3 separate regions of the Mus musculus genome follow, and regions 2 and 3 are each linked to region 1. Evidence: chromatin loops called from intact Hi-C (ENCODE). Cell type or tissue: heart. All regions are shown on one strand. Each heading gives the region's core, and the rest is flanking DNA. Links, peaks and the distances in the headings are about the cores only.

Region 1 (7,708 bases), core at 2,978-5,477:
CTGACCTTCCCTCTGAGCACGTGCATTTCTAACTGACTTCTTCTTTTATGAGTCATATGGGTCAGGGCCCCACAATGACTTATGATATCCCTACCATATGGTTGCCTAAGCAAGACCCACACACCCAACATGGATAAGAAAATGTTTTTATGGCCCTACCCTTAGATCAAGAGCCATGTAGCTGCTGAGAGAAAGAGAATCTGTTTTCTTCCAGGATGCGCTCCATGATAGACTATTCAATCCCCAGGGGCTGGTCCTAAACATATGTACATATAAATGGACTAATGTTGATGTGTGTGACAATAAAAATTAATGGAGAGTAGGTTATGAATTTCAGAAGGAGATGGGGGTGAGCTGGTGGTAAAAGACAGAGGGGTAGAAATGAAAAACATGAAATTCCCAAAAAATAGTTAAAAATGAAGGGGAATAATAACATAATTTCTTTAACAAAACAAATAAATATAGACTTGCAAGGTAGTATTAATATAAATATATAATGTACATATCTCTCTCTCTCTCTCTCTCTCTCTGTGTGTGTGTGTGTGTGTGTGTGTGTGTGTGTGTGTAAAGCAAATAACTTAAGGTTGAAAGAACTGTAGCATCACATAGAAATTGGCAAGATAAAAATCAGTTCGAGTTTGACCAGAAATTCCTCAATTTAGAAACTGAATAAAACCCAGGCTGTTATGTGGATTCAATCTGGGGCCTCTGAGTCTCTGCATTTTCAAATGTGTGGGCCTGGGGTCAGTGTTTGTAAAATCTCCTTCAGGCTTCAAATGACTTAAACCACATCCTTCTGAGGTGAGTTTCAAGTCCCAGCTTGTTTATGCTTACGCCTCTGGCCAACTGACTAAATTAGATTGCTAGAAACGCTCACATCTGAAGAAAACACCTAGACTTAGCAGCTGATTGTGAAGAATATCACAAAACCCTCGGATGAAGAGATGCCTAGGATTCGCTGTGGGAGAGGGACACAGAGCATCCATGCCTTGGAAAGAGCATCACCTTCAAGGATCCTCCGTGTGTGAATCTACCCAGAGGTCTCCCATCCCAGCCTTGCACAGGCATAGTTGAAACATGGCTAACCATATAAAAAATGACTGGACAAGAGGGTATGTTCTAGAGTGCCTAGCCTGGGTAGAGAAGTTTAGCAAGTCTGTCAGCCTGATTCTGCTGCATCTCTGGAGAGTACAGAATAGGACTCTTTCTTAAGTTCAGGTATTATGTCAAACAGGATGGGCAAGTTTCTTTATGTCCAGTGTCTCCAAGATAGAAAGGGAGTGGGGGTTACTATCTATGACCAGCTTCAGGGAAGAAACATTCTAGTTGTGTTGTGTGGCTTACCTTAAGGATGAAAAGGGAGCTAAGAACCACGCATGGATTGTATATATATTATATATAAATTGTGTGTGTGTGTGTGTGTGTGTGTGTGTGTGTGTGTGTGTGTGTGTGTGTGATAATTTCACCTCTATGCTTTGACTTTGGTCTCTGCTCAGTTTTTGCCCAAATCAGTGGAAGGGGCAATAGTGAACCCAATGTGCTATCTCTAAACCTAAAATATGTGAAGTGATCTTACATATTTTCTCTCATTATCTTAGATCTCTGCATTGCCATCGTAGCAAGTCCAGGCTAGCCTGCTAGAGGATGAAACCCCCCACCCCACCCCGAAAGGGTCTGCTTGGTCCTGACAGCGTGCTCATGACAGAGCTTAGCAGAGGCCAGCTCACATTGCTCTAGATCAGAGAAGCTGGCTCTGCCTGCCCACAATCTCTAGACAATAAATGCAGCTATGATTCCTAGCCACTAAGTCGTGAGGTACATTGTCATTCAGTTAGGAGCACAAAGAGTTGGCAACATCTAACCAGGACATAAATCAATAATATTTGCAGGTTAGAAGAGAGGAAAGGCTAGGACAGAATAGGCAGAAATGAAGTATTCTAGGGCTTAAAACAAAGGCTTGTTTTTTTCTTGCGCAATAGGAAATATGCATTAGAGTTGATGTAGTTGATCACCACATTTACTGGAGACCCATTTTCCTTCATTATTAAACCTAATATGAGCTATCACCATTATGCTTACAAGAGGCTGTTGTGTCTCCAGAGGTTGCAATTATGTTCCAGAAAGAAAGAAAGAAAGTGAGAGTGATGTGTTTGCTCCTTGTTTAAATGGTGTATTAGTCCTGGTCCTCTAAAGGAACAGAACTGATAGACTATACATGTAGGTTTATTAGAATGTTTTGCAAGATGTAGTTTGGGCGGTGGAACACTTGCTCGCTCACACTGGACAGGCGGAGATTCTAGGAGTTTCTCAGCCCCATGAAGCTGGGCATCTCAGTAGTCTCAGTCTGCTGTTCAAAGCCTGGAGGACGGCTGGTCTCCAGTGTGCATCTGATGCCCAGAGAAACTGTTTCTAAAGTGGGTGAAGGAAGGCTACAGTAATGGGATCCTTGGACTTGCTGGTGAAAGTGAGGGCAAGCAGGCAAACAAAGCAAAGCAAAGCAAAGCAAAGCAAAGCAAAGCAAAGCAAAGCAAAGCAAAGCAAAGCAAAGCAAAGCAAAGCAAAGCAAAGCAAAGCAAAGCAAAACAAAACAAAACAAAACAAATGCCATTTAGGGTGAGTCTTCCCATTGCAAATAATCTGCTCAAAAAGGCACTCGCAGGAGTGGCTAGCAGCTTGGGTTTTAGTAGATTCAAGTTGACAGCCAAGGTTAGTCATCACAGGGGGAACAAACTTAGCCGGGAAGGAAAGCGATTCCTGTTCCCGTTTTGCTGGACTGAACCCTGCTGCATGCTCACTCAAGTGTGGAGCTGAACAAATTGAACCCCTCCCCCTCCCCTCCTGGTAAATTGCTTTCCCTGAAGGAGTTAGGATTCTGTTACCAAGCCACTCTAGAAATGGATAGAGATGAGAGAACTAGAACCTTTGGCTCTCTGTTTCGGAGAAAGTATCTTCGTTAAGAGAATTGCCCAAAGGGAAAAGAGCAATGTACTCAGCGTAAAGGCTGAGGGTTTACCGGGTAGAGGGCAAGGGGCTAGAGTACTTCTCTCAGACAGAGCTCCAGAGCCAACTTGCTGAAAGATGATCCTCTTTCTCTTCCCCTTTAAATCAAGGCACTAGAGTGAGCATCCTATGAGCCTTCCGAGAATTTGTGGAGACTAAGATGGGAATGAACTTTTGTGATTGACTGTCTACAGGCAACCACTCATTTAGGCCTCACAACAAAACTGTGTGTATAGGTAAGATAATTCTTACTTTGCCACAAGGAGGGTGGACGGGAGGTGTGTGTGTGGGGGGGAGGGGTAACAGAAGGTGGAATGAGTGTTGAGGCTAGGGAGTGAGTAGAAATCAGGCAGCCCAGACCCATATCTAGAGAATGTTAGGATCACGAGGGTCCAGAAGTCTCTAAGGCTGGAGGCTTCGACCTTTGGCTCAACCTTTCAACACAGGTGGGTTCATTCATTTTACTATATTTAAGCAGGTGAATGTCTTCTGAAGTGGTCAGGTGCCCTGTGCAGTAGAACCTCCTGAGTAGTTTATTAGCGATGCATATTCTTGGACTGCCTCCAGAGGAGCTTAAGCAGGCATTCCAGGTCCCAGACCCAAGCAGCTGAACCCAAAAAACTGTAGAGAGTCCCAAATTTAAATGGACAGGTTTTGTTTCATTCTAACACAGCTTGTTTTCAGATCTGTAGCTCATGGAAATTTCCCCCTAATATCAGAAAGATATAATTTAAAAATAGTCTGTTTCTCCTTCTTGTTCCTCAGTTTCCAAGTGAACACACTTCATTCCATGGAAAATGTCCTGGACTAGGAAATGTGTCACAGAAAAAAATCCTCATGTTGATCAGTACAGGCTTCATAAGGCAAAGCATTGGGTTAGACTCAAGGTTAACATCATGCAAAGGGGAGGGGGCAAAGTAAATGGTATTAACTAAATATTTACTATGTCCCAGACACTGTTCCAGACACATTATGTCACTAAGGCACTCTGGACTTGTGATTCAGTCCCATTTATAAGTGGGATGGGAGCTTTTAATATTTGCAACCCATTAAAGATAACCAGAGAAAAAATTCCTATGAGATTAATTATTCATGCATAGCATAAAAATCTCTTGAGATCTTATGCAAGACACAGACTAGATCAGAAAAAGAAAAATAGGGGGGGCATCTTGGCATGTGGCTGCAACCCCAGGCCTGGGGGAGGGGAGGTGGAGGACTAAGGAAGGAGGATTCCGAGTTTCAGTCTAGCCTGGTTTGCATAGTGAGACCCCCATCTTTAAAAACCAAGGGCTGGGGGCCGGAGAGATAGGTTAATAGTTAAGAGACTGCTGCTCTTGCAGAGGAAGTGGTTCCGTTCTTAGCATCCTTGTTAGGTGGCTCACAGTTCCACTCCAGGTGTCACTCCAGTTCCAAGTGATTGGACGCCCTCTTCTGGACCCCACAAGCACTACTTGCATACGGTGCACATAGGAGCACAAGAGCTGGGGGTATAGCTTATGAGTAGAGTACTTGCCTAGGAAGTACAAGGCTTTAGGGGTGGGGGTGAGGCGGGGGCAGTCACTGGAGATTTTAGGTGTGTCAGGCTCTTTATATCTCCCAGAGAGATTTCATTAGAAGCTGGTCAAATTTAGTCCCTGTAACCTCAGGGCATTTGAGCCAGGGGGGCCAGGGGAGCCAGGGGAGGCAGGAACTGATGGTTCTGGAGTCCCAGAGAGCAGGCCTGTTCAGGTTCTGGCAGGTTGAGGACTTGCTGAAGCGTGTCCTAGCTGGAGCCGAGGAGCAGTCTCAGACCCCAGCTCTTAGCCCCCACGGTTTGCTTTCATAAGCAGGATCAAACTCTTGGAAAGTGGCTATAAAGCAATTTACCAACAGCTACTAGAGGCCGGCTGATTCCTACTACGGAGCTTTATTTAATTCCGAGTTCAAATCACACAGAAAATAACATTTTCTCCTTAAAAGGTTCTGCGGAAAAATGCTGTCGGTGCCATGCGGCCGCCTCCGTGACTGTGTTTGTGTCTGAAGAAAGGACTAGTCTGACAGGAAGAATTACAAATCTGGAGCTCATTTTGGCGTCCCAGAGGGAAGGTGGGTGGAGCGTCTCACAGTAAATTAGGAATTCAGAATGAAAGCGGAGCTGAGTTTATTTGGGTTTTTAGTGACACCTCGAAATTATTACACAGGAGTGTCGGAGACAACTCAAAGTACCTATGACTGCTCCCGCTTCGCCCCGGGGCGGGATGCTTCTTCGTAGGGCAATCCTCCCTCCTTCGAAACCCGTGGGCCTCTCCGCTTCCACGCGGGGACAGCAAAGGTGGGAGGGAAGGAGGGCGGCGGGGACCCTTAGTCTGGGTCTTTTTACGGTGCCGAGACACAGAGGCCACTCGGGGGTGTGTCTGAGCTCCACCTTGGGATTCCGAAACTGGGCTCCGACTTTGAGACTGGAATTTGGGGAGAGGACGACGAGGTCTGGGGCGGACGTGGAGTGCAGAAAGAAATCGGACTGTCTTTGCGGGGAGGCTGGAAGCCGCGGGTCTAGGGTGGGGGAAGTTGAACCCCGGACAATATTGAGGGTCCGAGTGGCGAGAGTTGGGTTTTGCGGGTGCAGGACTGTGCAGGGGAAGTCAGGGTGGGGTTGGAGTAGAAGAAAAGAGCGTGCAACGGTCACAGTCTTTCCCTGAGCAACTCTCACAGGCACACCCTGCGCTCAGTCGGGACCGTGGGCTCCCTCGGGCGCGCAGACTGGGACCCTGCCCCCACCCGCCGCGGGAGCGCGAGCTGCCCGCTGTGGCTGGAGTAAAGGCGCCCAGCGGTGAGGGGGCGTGGTCAGAGGCCCAGCAGTGCGGGGGCGTGGTTAGAGGCAGAAACCCACGGCCGCTCATTGGTAGCCCAGGGCCCCGCGGGCGGGGCTCTCGGCTAGGTCCCGCTAGGGCGCTCGCGGGCGGCGGGGGAGGCGGGGTCGGCGGGAGCCGGGCAGCCAATGGGCGTACGCCCCTCGAGCAGTTACAAAGGGCCGGAGCGAGGCCGCGGCGGCGGCGGGGAGGTGGGGCGAGGAGGGGCGAGGCTTCCTGAGGAGAAGCTGCGGCCGGGGCCGGGCCGGGCCACAAACAGTGGCGGCGGGACCATGGAGGCGGCGGCCGCTGCTCCACGTCGTCCGCAGCTCCTCATCGTGTTGGTGGCGGCGGCGACGCTGCTCCCGGGGGCGAAGGGTGAGTGGCGGGCGGGTGGCTGCGGGGCGCGCGGGCCGGGCCGGGCCTCTGGCTCGCTTCAGCTCTTTCTCAAACATGGCGCGGGGCCGGGGGCGCAGGTGGCGGCGCCCGGCCGGCCGGGCGCTCCTGACCCGGCAGGCGCCACGCGAGCCGGGGCGGGGAGGAGAGGCGGGGCGGGGGCGGTGTCGAGCGCGGGTGGCGGAGCACCGAGCAGAGGCCGGCCCTCTTGGGCTCCCGGGGGGCAGCGGCTGGCGAGCCTGCCGAGGTCGGGGGCTGCCCTTAGGGGTGCGAGGCCGGCCGGGACCGTGGCCCCCTGATTCCACTGCCTAAATGCGCCCCGGCCTGAAGCTGTTGGGGCGTGGGCGGGCACCGGCGTGGAGGCGCTCCGGGGCCGGGCGCTTGGAGGGCTCCCCGGAGGGTCGAAAGGGGCGCCGTGGGCAGAGACCCCGGGTGGGCCGCACCGCCGTGAGTGCCGACGCCCGCCTAGGGCGACTTTTCTTCAACCAGGGGCTTTGTGTGAGAAGCAGGCGCGAAGATGCGCGGAATGTTCTCGCTTCGTGAGTCTGGGAAGAGTTCAGAGTCCAGTAACCAGAAGGCTGCAGATTGTCTTCTTGCTAGTAGAAACTTGAACGTTTGCTCACTCTGCAGATTTGGGAACGTTTGAATGGGAACGGTTCTGTAGAATTGATCAAATTATTCCTTTTCTCGAGGGGATCGTTGCTTTGGGTGTATCATTTCCCTAAGCGGTAGTTTTAAAACCAGACCTCTGTGTAGCTGGGGTTTGAAGGGAAATGTGTGGTTTCCCAAAATATTAAAGCCGGTCGTGATACTGGTTGTCACCTCTGGAGGGAAGATTGAAAAAAACTTTGTCAGGAACCAATTAAAATAGGAGAAAGCAAAATACTGAGGCTCGGCATTAGCAACCTGCATACAGTGAAAATACATTTTTGTTGCGGAAATTGGATAACAACATTTTAAAAAGCAAAACAAGCCAAAACAAAAGTCTCTCCAGACTGTGGATGCCAACTATGATTAAACTTAATAGTTACTGTTTATTGGGAGTTGATTATAATGCAGATGTAAAAGACACAGTATCAGAACCCTCGCAGTACCAGTATTTGTCCTGTATATTGACATGAAAACTGAGGTGCAGAAGATTAAGTTCTTAGTAAGTGCAGAAATTAGGATTTGCACTTAGGCTTTCAGGGTTCAAAATCTGTGCACCTGTTACACCAAAGTAGCATGACTCACTTAAAGAACAGTTGATATTTGATAACATAACTTAGCCATCAGTTTCTTAGTTTACTTGAACATTCTCTTTACATAGGTCTACAGTAGAAGATACAATGGGTTTTTGACATTGGCTTAGGAAGGAAATAATGGTGGACAAAGTGGGAGAATTGTTATAATTATGCATCAACTATAAGTGACCATATCTAACAGTTATTTGGGTAAAGTAATTAATTCTTTTCTACCTAAAACAAAGCAGGACACGTTCATGC
Region 2 (5,104 bases), core at 2,605-5,104, 57 kb before region 1:
CACACACACACACTACCTCAAATGAAGAAAGATCAGGTGTGGCTCACGACTGAAGGTCAGGCTCTGTGTAAGCTTCCTAAGGGACATCTCTTTTCAGCCTCACAGTCCTCTGGTGTAATCACATGACCCTCCCCCAAGTCTATAGACAAGGACACAGGGGTTCAAAGAAGATAAGTAATGCATAAGAAAGTGGGAGACTTGAGGCCAACCTGCCATGCCCTGTATCTGGTGGGACTCCCTCCCCCACCTCCACCCCTCCACACAACCTCCGAGAGATAAGCTGCTATCTATCTATCTATCTATCTATCTATCTATCTATCTATCTATCTATCTATTGAAGCACAGTGAGTGTCAAAGTTCACATGGCATCTGTTTGACTGAAGCTGGACCTCAGGCCCGGGGAGAAAGGTTTGCACGTGAGTGAACGCCTATGTGTTCCAAGCACATCCTTCAGGAAACCTTCTGAGGCTTTTGAGTCCCTGAAGTCAGGCAGAAAAGACCAAATATAGACTACATGGGCTGAGAGTGAAGGCAGATGGGAGAGTCTTGTTCCCAACTGGTTAACCACTCAGTAACCTCCAGTTCTATGGGAAATGCAAACAGTTAGTAGTGGGGCCAGCAGGAGGCTCCAGATGGCTATGGCGGGTGTCCCACTGAAGGCCAGCTTGTGCACAGCTTGCCAAACACAGGCAATAAGGGCACCTTTTAATTTGCATAATGCTTCCATCTGGGCTAACTATGGCCCTAGAGACCAGTGTAGCTTATGACTCTTTTACAAAAATGCTAAGGCTTGTTACTCAAAGTGTGGTCTGTGGATCAGCATCCCCCCAGCATCACCTGGGAGCTTAGTAACAATGCAGAATGGCAGGCCCTGGCCCATATACTAGCGCAGACACTCTTCATCTGCACTTTCATGAGACCCAGGACACTCCATGTACATGCGCACGTGGGGAATGTTCCAGAGAACCACCTACCAAGTGGCCCACCCATGCCCTGAAAACTCCCTCTACTTTTGCTTTTCACTTCCCTGAGAGTAATATATATCAGAGATTTTTTTCATGCTGACCCTCTCTTAATGCATCTTTTAGGGCATGCTATCTATAGTAATGGCGGTGGGCAGAGGGGCACATGATTATAGCTGCTATTCCTCAGGCTCCAGTAGACAAGGTGATTCCTGCCAGGAGCTTGGATCAGGGCAGTGACTTAAGAAGTGTGTGGACCCAGAAAACCATCACTGGAGAAGGGTCTGTGGGTCAGGGACTCTACAGGAGGACCGAGGCATTGTTCTGAGGCTGGGCTTCAAGATGGGTGGGGGTGGGGCAGACTACCATCCTCCAGCCTGTTCTTGGGCACACTGGCACAGGGAGGAGCAGAGCTGATTCAGAATAGAGGACATGGGGACCCTGGAATGAATGACCAATGCAAAGCTCCATGTTCTGTGCCAGCCTAGCATGTGAGCACCTGGGCACGTGAGGCACGAAGCTGCTGGCTTCTTGCTCTTTCTTCCGTTCTGACTGAGGTGGTCCTGGCTGTGTAGCCTTTAGAAAAGTTGGGAGATCTGAAAATCTGAGCAAATGCTTCTAGGTGAGGAGAGGCAGGAGACCAGGAACCGGGCAGGCGGGTACTCCAGGGCCATTGCCAATGTCCCTTCATCCTGTCCCTGCTGCTCTCCCTACAAGAGCAGTCCCAGCACTCCCCTATCTCTGGACTCTGAGTTTCGGGCATTTGCTAGCCTGGTGCTTGTTTTGCTTCTAGGGACCCAAAGGACCACCAGGACACAAAGGAGAGTTTGGCCTCCCAGGACGACCTGTAGGTATCAGTGTTCCCCAGACTAAAAGATGGGGCATGTGGTGGCAAAGCTGACCCACAGCAAGAGCTCACTAAGGCATCTTGTGTGTATCTCAGGGTCGCCCAGGACTGAATGGCCTCAAGGGTGCCAAAGGAGATCGAGGGGTCACGCTGCCTGTGAGTACCATGGCTACTTCTGCACCTCATGCCCTGGGGCTGCAGTGCAGACGAGATCCTGTTAGAGTGTCCAGTACCTCGAAGTTCAATGAGTGGGGCCTGCAGAATGTGTGCTCAGGGAAGCTTTCTTTCTTCCTCCATTGCTTCCAGAGGTGCACACACTCAGCCCCGCTCCCCCCCATCTCACTCTCAGGAGGGTCCTGTGTCCCACCTAGACCATTCCCATGCTGAAGAGTGTCAGTCTCCCCAATGCAGACACCAGACAGAAAGGAGAAGGAAAGAAAAGGGGTTCTATGCATCCTGTGTCCCCCCTCCTTGCTCCCACACACGGCCCAGGAATGCAGATCTTAACGGAGCATTGCTCCGGGAACCAGAATCTGGGTTCCAATTTCAGTTCTCTGTGAGCTGCTGTGTGGCTCTGAGCAGGTTGTATCCCTTCTCTGGGCCTCATTATTTGTGGGTGTCAGCCAGGACGGCATAGCTGTCCAGCTGTCTCCCGCATGCTTTACCAACCCTTTTCAGTATGCCCCAGATGAGGGAGTGCTCTGGAAGCTACTCCCTCCCAGCTTCCAGCTCAGAGTGTGTAGCAAATGCTGTAGCTGCCTCCCACATCCTTAAACACAGCAGCGGCTTTTCTTTTCTTCCTTCAGGGTCCACCTGGCCTACCTGGACCCCCAGGGCCCCCAGGGCCCCCTGGAGCTGTGGTTAACATCAAAGGCGTAAGTTAGGATGGGGTTGGGAGAAGCTTTCCTGGGGACCCTGCAGTGAGCACCAGATTGGCCTCAGCTGGTGCTAGGTTTCCTGATGCCTTCACCCCTCATATTCTCTTTCCACAGGCTGTTTTTCCAATACCTGCCCGGCCACACTGCAAAACACCAGTAAGTAACTCTCATGTCTTCATGCAGCAGGCTAAGTACCAGTGCCTGTTTTAGGAAACGGATCCATCTTGCCTTGGGCACTTTTCCATTCCTGTATGTCTACTCTCTGATATCATCTATCTACATATAGGCCCTTAAAGATCTAGAAGTTTCTAGATAATAGACCCTGGTAATGAAATACCACACACTGGCTTATTTTAACAGTGAGTCGTCTATTAGTAAAACAAACATTTGGCCTCAGGGGCGGAAGAAGCATAAAATTGCAAAATAGACTCCTTCTTAACTAAAAGAAGTGACCGGAACTCGTGGCCTCTGAGCTGGGAACTGGGGGTTAAAATTTGTAACTACTCAGTTCCATCCTCCTCAAAGATTGAGTTACCCAAGAGGCAAGCGTTATCTCTCCCAGTTATCATGGGAAGACAGCTACCCACAGAAGCTCTTTGGTTAGCCCAAGGTCACGGAGCATGGGGCAGCTGGGACCACAGCTCAGATCTCCTGGTGACCAGGAAGCAGGTGCAGGCACTGTGATCCTTGCCCAGCCTCCCCCTCCCCCAGGCAGTTGGCAGTACCGTCTGTAGGATTTTGCCAGTATCATAGGGAGACATTTATTTCTGTGAGGAAACACGGGGACAAGGCATGAGTCATGGATCTGTGCGCAATCATTCTCTCATTCTTTCAGTAAATATTTACTGAGCTCTCCCCAGTGCCAAGGACTCTTGCTAGGCCCCGGGGGGAACACAGGAATGACCTAGACAGACGTGGTCTCTGCTTTCTGGAGTTTGCAGATGATCATTTCAAAATATTCTTTGAAGTGGGCTTATACTGATTCCCGTGGGAATGGGAATGCTGCTGGTCGCTGATGCCTCTAACTGATGCAGGCCGGCTGGCTGTGTATTGGCCTAGGCCTATGTCCAAATCTGACCTTTGAGGCGTCCATGTGGGCAGCCCACGGTCCAAGCATGCTAGCCTGGAAGGCAGAGCGCGGGATCCCCCAGGGGACAGGGCTGAAGCTCCAAGTGAGCCCAACAGCAGCACCAAGGGCGTGTTTATCCAGATAACTGTAGCGAGGCATCTGCTGCAAGTGCAGCTTCTGGAGATACCCCAAGAAAACACTGCATCTCCTCATACAAGGGCAGAGGCTGCCTAGGTCCCACTGTTTCCCAGAGCTCAAGGTCCCTCCTCTCAACACAGAGCCCCACCTCCTTACTACCTCCCACAAACAATCCCAACACACCAAGTATGAGACAGAAGACCACAAACTTTAGACTGTTGTGGGAATGATACTGCAGTTGTACAACCTGTAGTGGAACCCTGTGTGGTATCTACACTCGGGGGATGGTGGGGCAGTTATGGAGTGACTTAAACTCAATGCCAGGCTCAACGTGTTTTGTCTTGTTTTAATTTCCTGTGGCATACTGGGACACCGTAGCGTTTGGAGGCATGGGTGTTTCCTACGAGGCCCTCAAAGTAGACATTATCAAACAGAAACACACCCAGCACTTCGCAAGCATCTTCCAGTTTCATCAGTTTAACATCATGACAGTTTATATACTCCTACCACCTTGCTTAACCACTTGTAAAGGTCGTCCTTAGATTTTCTTTCTGGAAGGTTCCTTCCTCTTCCCAATATCTTTTCATGATGACCCCTAAGCAGCTTGCAATCCCCACTTACAAGCACAGAAAGATCCCAGATCTAGGTGGAGCATCTTCTGGGGAAAGATGGAGGCAGAGTGAGATGGTTACCTTTAATTGTCAACATAGAACAAATCAAATTGGCCGAGAAAAGAGTCTCAATAAGGAGTTGTCTAGATCAGGTTGGCCTGGAATTATCTAGATTACCTAAGCCAAGACAGGAAAACCTGCCCACTATACTAGACACCATACCCTAGGCAAGAGATTCTAAGCTGCCTAAGAGTGGAGAAAGTGAGCTGACATTCACGTGCATACATTAATTCATTGCTCTCTGCTCTTGACTGTGGATTTAATGTGACTAACTGCTTCCATGCAGTGCTGCCTTGACTTCACAGCAGTGATGGACTGTAACCTGGAGTTGTAAACCAAATAAACCCTTTCTCCCACAAGTTGCTTTCGCTAGGGTTTCCAATCACAGTAACAAGGAATGAAGCTAAGACAGTTGAACAGTGTTATCCAGAACTGCTTGGATTCCAGACCCCTGTCACCTAATGAAGAGTCCATAAAAGCCCCTCCAATCTAATGACAACCCTGCTATTTGTCACTGCCACTGCTGCCTGACCTGTGCC
Region 3 (5,104 bases), core at 2,605-5,104, 120 kb after region 1:
ACACCAACAACATTAAGAAACACGTCTGAAATATGAAGCTTAGTATATAGTTCAGATGCGGAGTGTCCCCGGTGGTGGCCATTCTTGGTTGTCAACTTGACTCCATCTGGATTGAACTAAAATCTAACAATGGAGGGCACACCTGGGAGGGATTTTTGCTTAACTTGAAGTTGGCAGGTCTTCCTTTAATTCTGATCTTCAAGTGGGAAAACGTACCTCTAGTCTGCGCCATGCCTTCTGCTGGCAGCCTATACAAGGACATGGAAGTAGGGAGCGTTTGCTCTTGGCTTGCTTGTCCTTACCTTGCTGGCAAGTCCATCCCTTCACCGGCGTCAGAGCCTACTTTGGGATTCCAGTGTATACTGAAGATCAGCTGAGACATTCAGCCTCCTGGACTGAACAACTACTGGATTTCTGGACTTTCTGTTCATTGTTGGATTAGCTGGACAGAAGCCTGTACGCCATTTGTTCTTCTTCTTCTGGGAATTCATTCTGTTAAGTGCTGTTTGCTATTTTAGAGAACTCTAATACAGTTCCCAAAGGCCTGTGCCCTGAGGCCTGGTCCCCGGCCCACACTGAGAGCCACACTAGGAGGTGACAGGACTTTTAGTAGTGAGGGCTAGTGGAAGAGAATCAGGTCATCAAGGGATATTTTCTAGAAAGGGATATGGGACCCTTTTTGTCTTTGCTCCCTGCCTCAATACACTGTTCTGGCACAGGCTCAAAGGAATAAGGCCAAGCGTGACACGGTAGGCCAAAACATGTGTGATGGTGTTCCTTCATGTAAACTATCTCATTTATCCTAGTCTTCTGACTTCAGGTTTATGTATTTAACAAGATGAAGTCAGAGCATCGGGCTCAGATCTAATGTTCTATTCTCTTCTGATGCCAAACATATTTTATTGTCAAGTTGCAGTAAAAAACAAAACAAAACAAAAACCAAAACAATAAATAATACTGAGTACTCTTGTTATAGATCCAGCCAAAATTCTAACAAAAATTTTCTAGCAGCTACTAGAGAACACTTTAAGTAAACCGAGCTTGGGAGCTGCAGCAGCCTCGTTCCCATTACGCTCTGAAGTCAAATCAATTGACTGTGACAATGGTAAGACCTACACTACTAAAGCCAATTAAGGCACTGGATGATCAAACCTTTATATATAAAGGAACAATAATCCAGGAAAATAGAGTTAAAATAGTCTGCTAGCAGCAGATTCCTACCATACTTTCAACAACACTCACGAGATACGGAATGATTACAGCATTAAGAATATTTCAGAAATGACAGGTAGGTGTGGTGGACAGGTGGCTCACATTCAAGACTCAAGTCTACTTAAAAAAGAAAATCTCACTAGCACTAGATTCTAGCTCCTTTGTTTCCCCCTTTCTTTTGGTTTCAAAGGCGTTTCTACAACCCATAAGAGGGATCGCAGTGCATGTAGCATACAGACTCTACACTGTACTCTCCTGACTACACCAGCTTCGTGACATACTGGTACAGCTGGTCTGCAAATGCATCAGCTGAAAACTTCTCCGCCACCCTGGCTTTTCCAGCGAGGCCCATCGTGGCTTTTAAGGATGGTTTGTGGATGAACTTCTCCATGGCTTCTGAGAAGTGCACTGGGTCTGGCTCACACAGGAACCCCGTGACCTTGTGGACAATGGACTCCAGGGGCCCACCGTTATTAACAGCGATGACTGGGCACTGCATGTACATGGCCTCCAGAGGGACGATGCCAAAGTGCTCGTTGCTCGGAGTGTAGAGCACACACAAGCAGCCGTGGAGGAGTGAGATCTTCTGTCTGTCCGAGAAGGACCGCAGGAAGGTCACATGACGCTCAAGGTCTGACTCTTGGACCATTTTCTTCAACTCCTTATAGTGCTCCACGTTCTCCGGGATCCTATCGTCATAACCACCGGCCATGAAGAGATGAACCTTATCCCACTCTTGAGATGGTAACCGATTCCGAAGCTGCACCAAGGATCTCAGTGCCAAGGGCAGATTTTTCTTCCTTTCGTATCGGTTGATAGAGAGGAACAGGAATTGCTTCCCCTTGGGGACGAGGTCATCTATCTTTTCAGGAATAGCCAAGTCAAAGCTGCCGATATTCAGAGATGGGTAGAGCACATCAGGATTTCTGTGAGACAGGGTCTTGAAGGTTTCTTTAAAGACGGAAGCAGTGTACTGGCTGTTGACCAAGATGCGGTCTGCCATGCCTGTGGTGTATTCCTCGATCCAGTCGATGGGGGCCCTGTAGAACTTCTTCAGAGCTGAATTTCTCTGAGTAAGCAGCAGATCTGGGAAGTGACAGTAAAATAGGACCCTCTTACGCCGTCTGGCCAGTTTGAACACCGGGATACAGGCAGACACCTAACCAAGGTAAAACAGTAGATAAGTGACTGGTCGCCTTAACCTCCTTGGCCATAAGCCTTTTCCTGGTTGACTAGCTGCCTGGTATTACTGAATCCATAGGACCTGGGTAAATGTCTGCATTAACCATGAACATACGGCTTCCTCAGGGTGGTTCAGTGCAACTCAGGATCATAATTAAAGATTCCCTGGAGCAACTGTGGCTATTTCCACATGTCAGCTTAGATAAGAGCACTGGGTAGCCAAGTATAGACCTTGGAAGAATAAGGTGACATCATTGTAAGTAAAGGCTGGAAACTGTTACTGACATTTACAATGACCATGACTATCAGGAGATTCCTCAGAGGACTGTAAGAAGTGAAATAAATGCAGTATTAGGATGTCATATCTAGTGTCACACCTAGGATCACACACACACACACACACACACACACACACAGCAATGTTAGTGTCTTTTAGGGAAGACTGAAATATTTACAGGACAGGGGACTTTCCAGTCACTGAAGAGACTGATGTGGATCTTGAATATCAATAAGCAAGATGTTTCAAATTTTTGCAGAACAAAAGCAAAAAGTCCAACAGCAGGTAAACTGGATCCCAGCTGTGTACATATAAGATGTAGCAGGAAACAGACACATATACTACCAGGGCCACACATCACTTCTGGAAGGATGCAGAAGACACTGTTGACAATGGCTCGCCCTCTCAAGGATGGGGACAGGGAATTTTTACATTATACTTCCTATTTGAACTTTTACTCCTGAGTAAATGTTACTTCTTAATTAAAAAAAAAAAAACACTGAGGACTGAGGGTTGGCTCCAGGAATGTTGGGTATGGCAGTGCACACCTGTCCAAAAGTCTAGCTCAATCTTTCAGTTCCAGGTTCAGTGAGAGAGCCTGACTCCAATGTTCAGGTGAATATTAGCTGACCTCTGGTTTTGATATGCAAGCTCAGACACTTGTATAGACAAAATAACTGGATTTTTCTCCAAAGACCAATGGGGACCCTAATGGGGAAACGATATGTTTAGCTTGACTTTAATCCGTGGCACTGCTAAGTACTGGAATGGCAGTATTAGAAAGACTGGAAGGGTGGGATGGATGGGACCTGAAAGCAGAGACAAAGGAATAACGGAGAAGAAAGAAGAGTAAATTGAGTCACATACAAGGTGTGGCCGGAAGTCGTCTTTTAATGCCAGCAACCACCTGGATCCAATCATTTTAGTCCCAAGGCTAAACATTTAAAATGCAGACACATAAGCCCTACCTCAAGGATCTTCAACGAAAGGAAGGGGGCGGGGGAGAGATGTCCCTGAGATCTGCCATTTTAAAGGGTCTATCCATACTAAAATTGGTGGCCGTTCTCTCCCTGGGGACTCCTGCTGGACAGTTCCTAAAAACCTAGAACAGCGGTCCCTCCCCCCCTCTCGGCGCCGCCCCCCCCCCCCCCCCCCAGCCAAGAATTGGTGGCGGCCTCACCTGGTCGCACACCACCACGTCGAACTCCTCGCCGGAGAGAAACAGCACGTAGAGCGCCAGAAAGACCATGCGCACGTAGGAGCAGATGGCGGCGCCGCGGCCGCCCCAGCCCAGGCTGCGAGGCAGCCAGTCCCCTGCGCATTGCACCGAGAGCTCGCGGGTCTCGATGAAGCAGTGGTTCGGGTCGTAGTGCGCGGTCCATATCTTCACATCACAGCCGTACTCCTGCAGCGCCAGCGCCGCGTCCAGCACTAGGCGCTCGGCTCCGCCTATACCCATGTCTGGGTGCAGAAACAGCACAGATGGGCTGTAAACCCGGGAACGGGCTCGGTACAGGTTTTCGGCCATGGTAGATGAGCCGCGCTTGCGCTCTCCGCGCGAGCTTCTGCAAGCTCCTGCAAGCTCCGCCCCTGGCCCCCTCTGGCTACTGAAAGCCGAGCCAGCGCAACTACGCCTGCGTTAGTTTAGGCCACATCAGCGATAAGCTTGTGGGCGCTAAGAAAATGCCTGACTCAATTTCTCATGTGGACCTGTCCAAAGCTTGCAATTTGGTGATGTTTGACCATATTAAGCACGCTAAATAAATTACATAAAAGAAGCGAAAGGGCTGTACTTTCACACGGCCCAGTTGTTGTCGGCGTAATCTTTACAGGCATATCTCAGGACAGCCCAGTCATCCAAGAGTCTGCGAAGGCCCTGCCAGCCGGCCGGGGGGCGGTGCCAGAGCCTGTATCTACGAGAGTTCTGAGTGCTCGGCAACTTCACGACTTCCCTCTTCCTGCCTCCTGTGCCCACCGTTCTTAGGCATCAGCATGGTGCGCGGTCCCCGCTTCCATGGGGTGCACTAGCCCCTATCTTGGTCTTCCTTTCTGGGACCTCATTGCTCTTCCCAGCTTCTCGGGTGGGTGTGGGGTCGGGGGTGTGAAGAGGATTTGACCCGCGATGTTCACTGTTTGTCTGCTTCCCTCTGCAGCCGGGTCCAACGCCCAGTGGCACCAACGTGGGCTCCTCTGGCCGCTCTCCCAGCAAAGCGGTGGCCGCACGGGCTGCGGGATCCACTGTTCGGCAGAGGTAAGTGGCTGGGGGCTTGCGGGGGACGCCCGGTTATGGCTGGAGGAGGCTAGGTACCCAGGGTTGCATTGCATTGCTGGAAGGAGGAGTTCCAGGATGGAAAGATTAATAGGGGCCGAGTGAGCCCGAGCTGACGTGGCCATCTAGTTAGTTAAAGGCCCTTTAGGAGGGAGGCATGGTTT

Evidence for each region. A loop is a pair of places that touch in the nucleus more often than their neighbours do. Peaks named below come from ENCODE experiments on the same cell type or tissue, not always from the same donor. Only the 100,000 strongest peaks of a DNase experiment are listed, where the experiment ranks them.
Region 2: a loop joins it to region 1, with 4 times the contacts of the local background. A loop is called at or near these places in 4 of 42 quality-filtered maps.
Region 3: it touches region 1 in a loop (3-fold over the local background); 3 of 42 quality-filtered maps call a loop at or near these places.

The regions. Positions count from the first base shown.
Region 1 is chr4:47,347,191-47,354,898 of GRCm38, forward strand. Gm32435 (a long non-coding RNA gene) reads right to left here. Exons shown (of 3, transcript XR_390551.4): 3 at 5,124-7,048. It overlaps Tgfbr1 (transforming growth factor, beta receptor I), which reads left to right and starts at 6,032. Exons shown (of 9, transcript NM_009370.3): 1 at 6,032-6,206. The coding sequence starts at 6,122. In heart, for the core only: a CTCF peak has its summit at 4,448 (motif pointing left); DNase peaks (open chromatin) are centred at 4,711, 5,061 and 5,191; H3K4me3 peaks cover 1,017 bases; H3K27ac peaks cover 929 bases.
Region 2 is chr4:47,290,565-47,295,668 of GRCm38, forward strand. It overlaps Col15a1 (collagen, type XV, alpha 1), which reads left to right. Exons shown (of 40, transcript NM_009928.3): 25 at 1,756-1,809; 26 at 1,906-1,965; 27 at 2,616-2,684; 28 at 2,802-2,843. It overlaps Gm52732 (a long non-coding RNA gene), which reads right to left. Exons shown (of 3, transcript XR_003955396.1): 3 at 3,192-5,104. Among named protein-coding and RNA genes, the nearest start is that of Gm52732, 10 kb to the right of the region's middle. In heart, for the core only: no CTCF peak of the experiment used is centred there; a DNase peak (open chromatin) is centred at 3,617.
Region 3 is chr4:47,470,088-47,475,191 of GRCm38, forward strand. Alg2 (asparagine-linked glycosylation 2 (alpha-1,3-mannosyltransferase)) reads right to left here and starts at 4,280. Exons shown (of 2, transcript NM_019998.3): 1 at 3,852-4,280; 2 at 1-2,371. The coding sequence starts at 4,199. The coding sequence ends at 1,472. It overlaps Sec61b (Sec61 beta subunit), which reads left to right and starts at 4,574. Exons shown (of 4, transcript NM_024171.2): 1 at 4,574-4,666; 2 at 4,825-4,922. The coding sequence starts at 4,664. In heart, for the core only: a CTCF peak has its summit at 3,733; DNase peaks (open chromatin) are centred at 4,254 and 4,554; H3K4me3 peaks cover 2,152 bases; H3K27ac peaks cover 1,823 bases.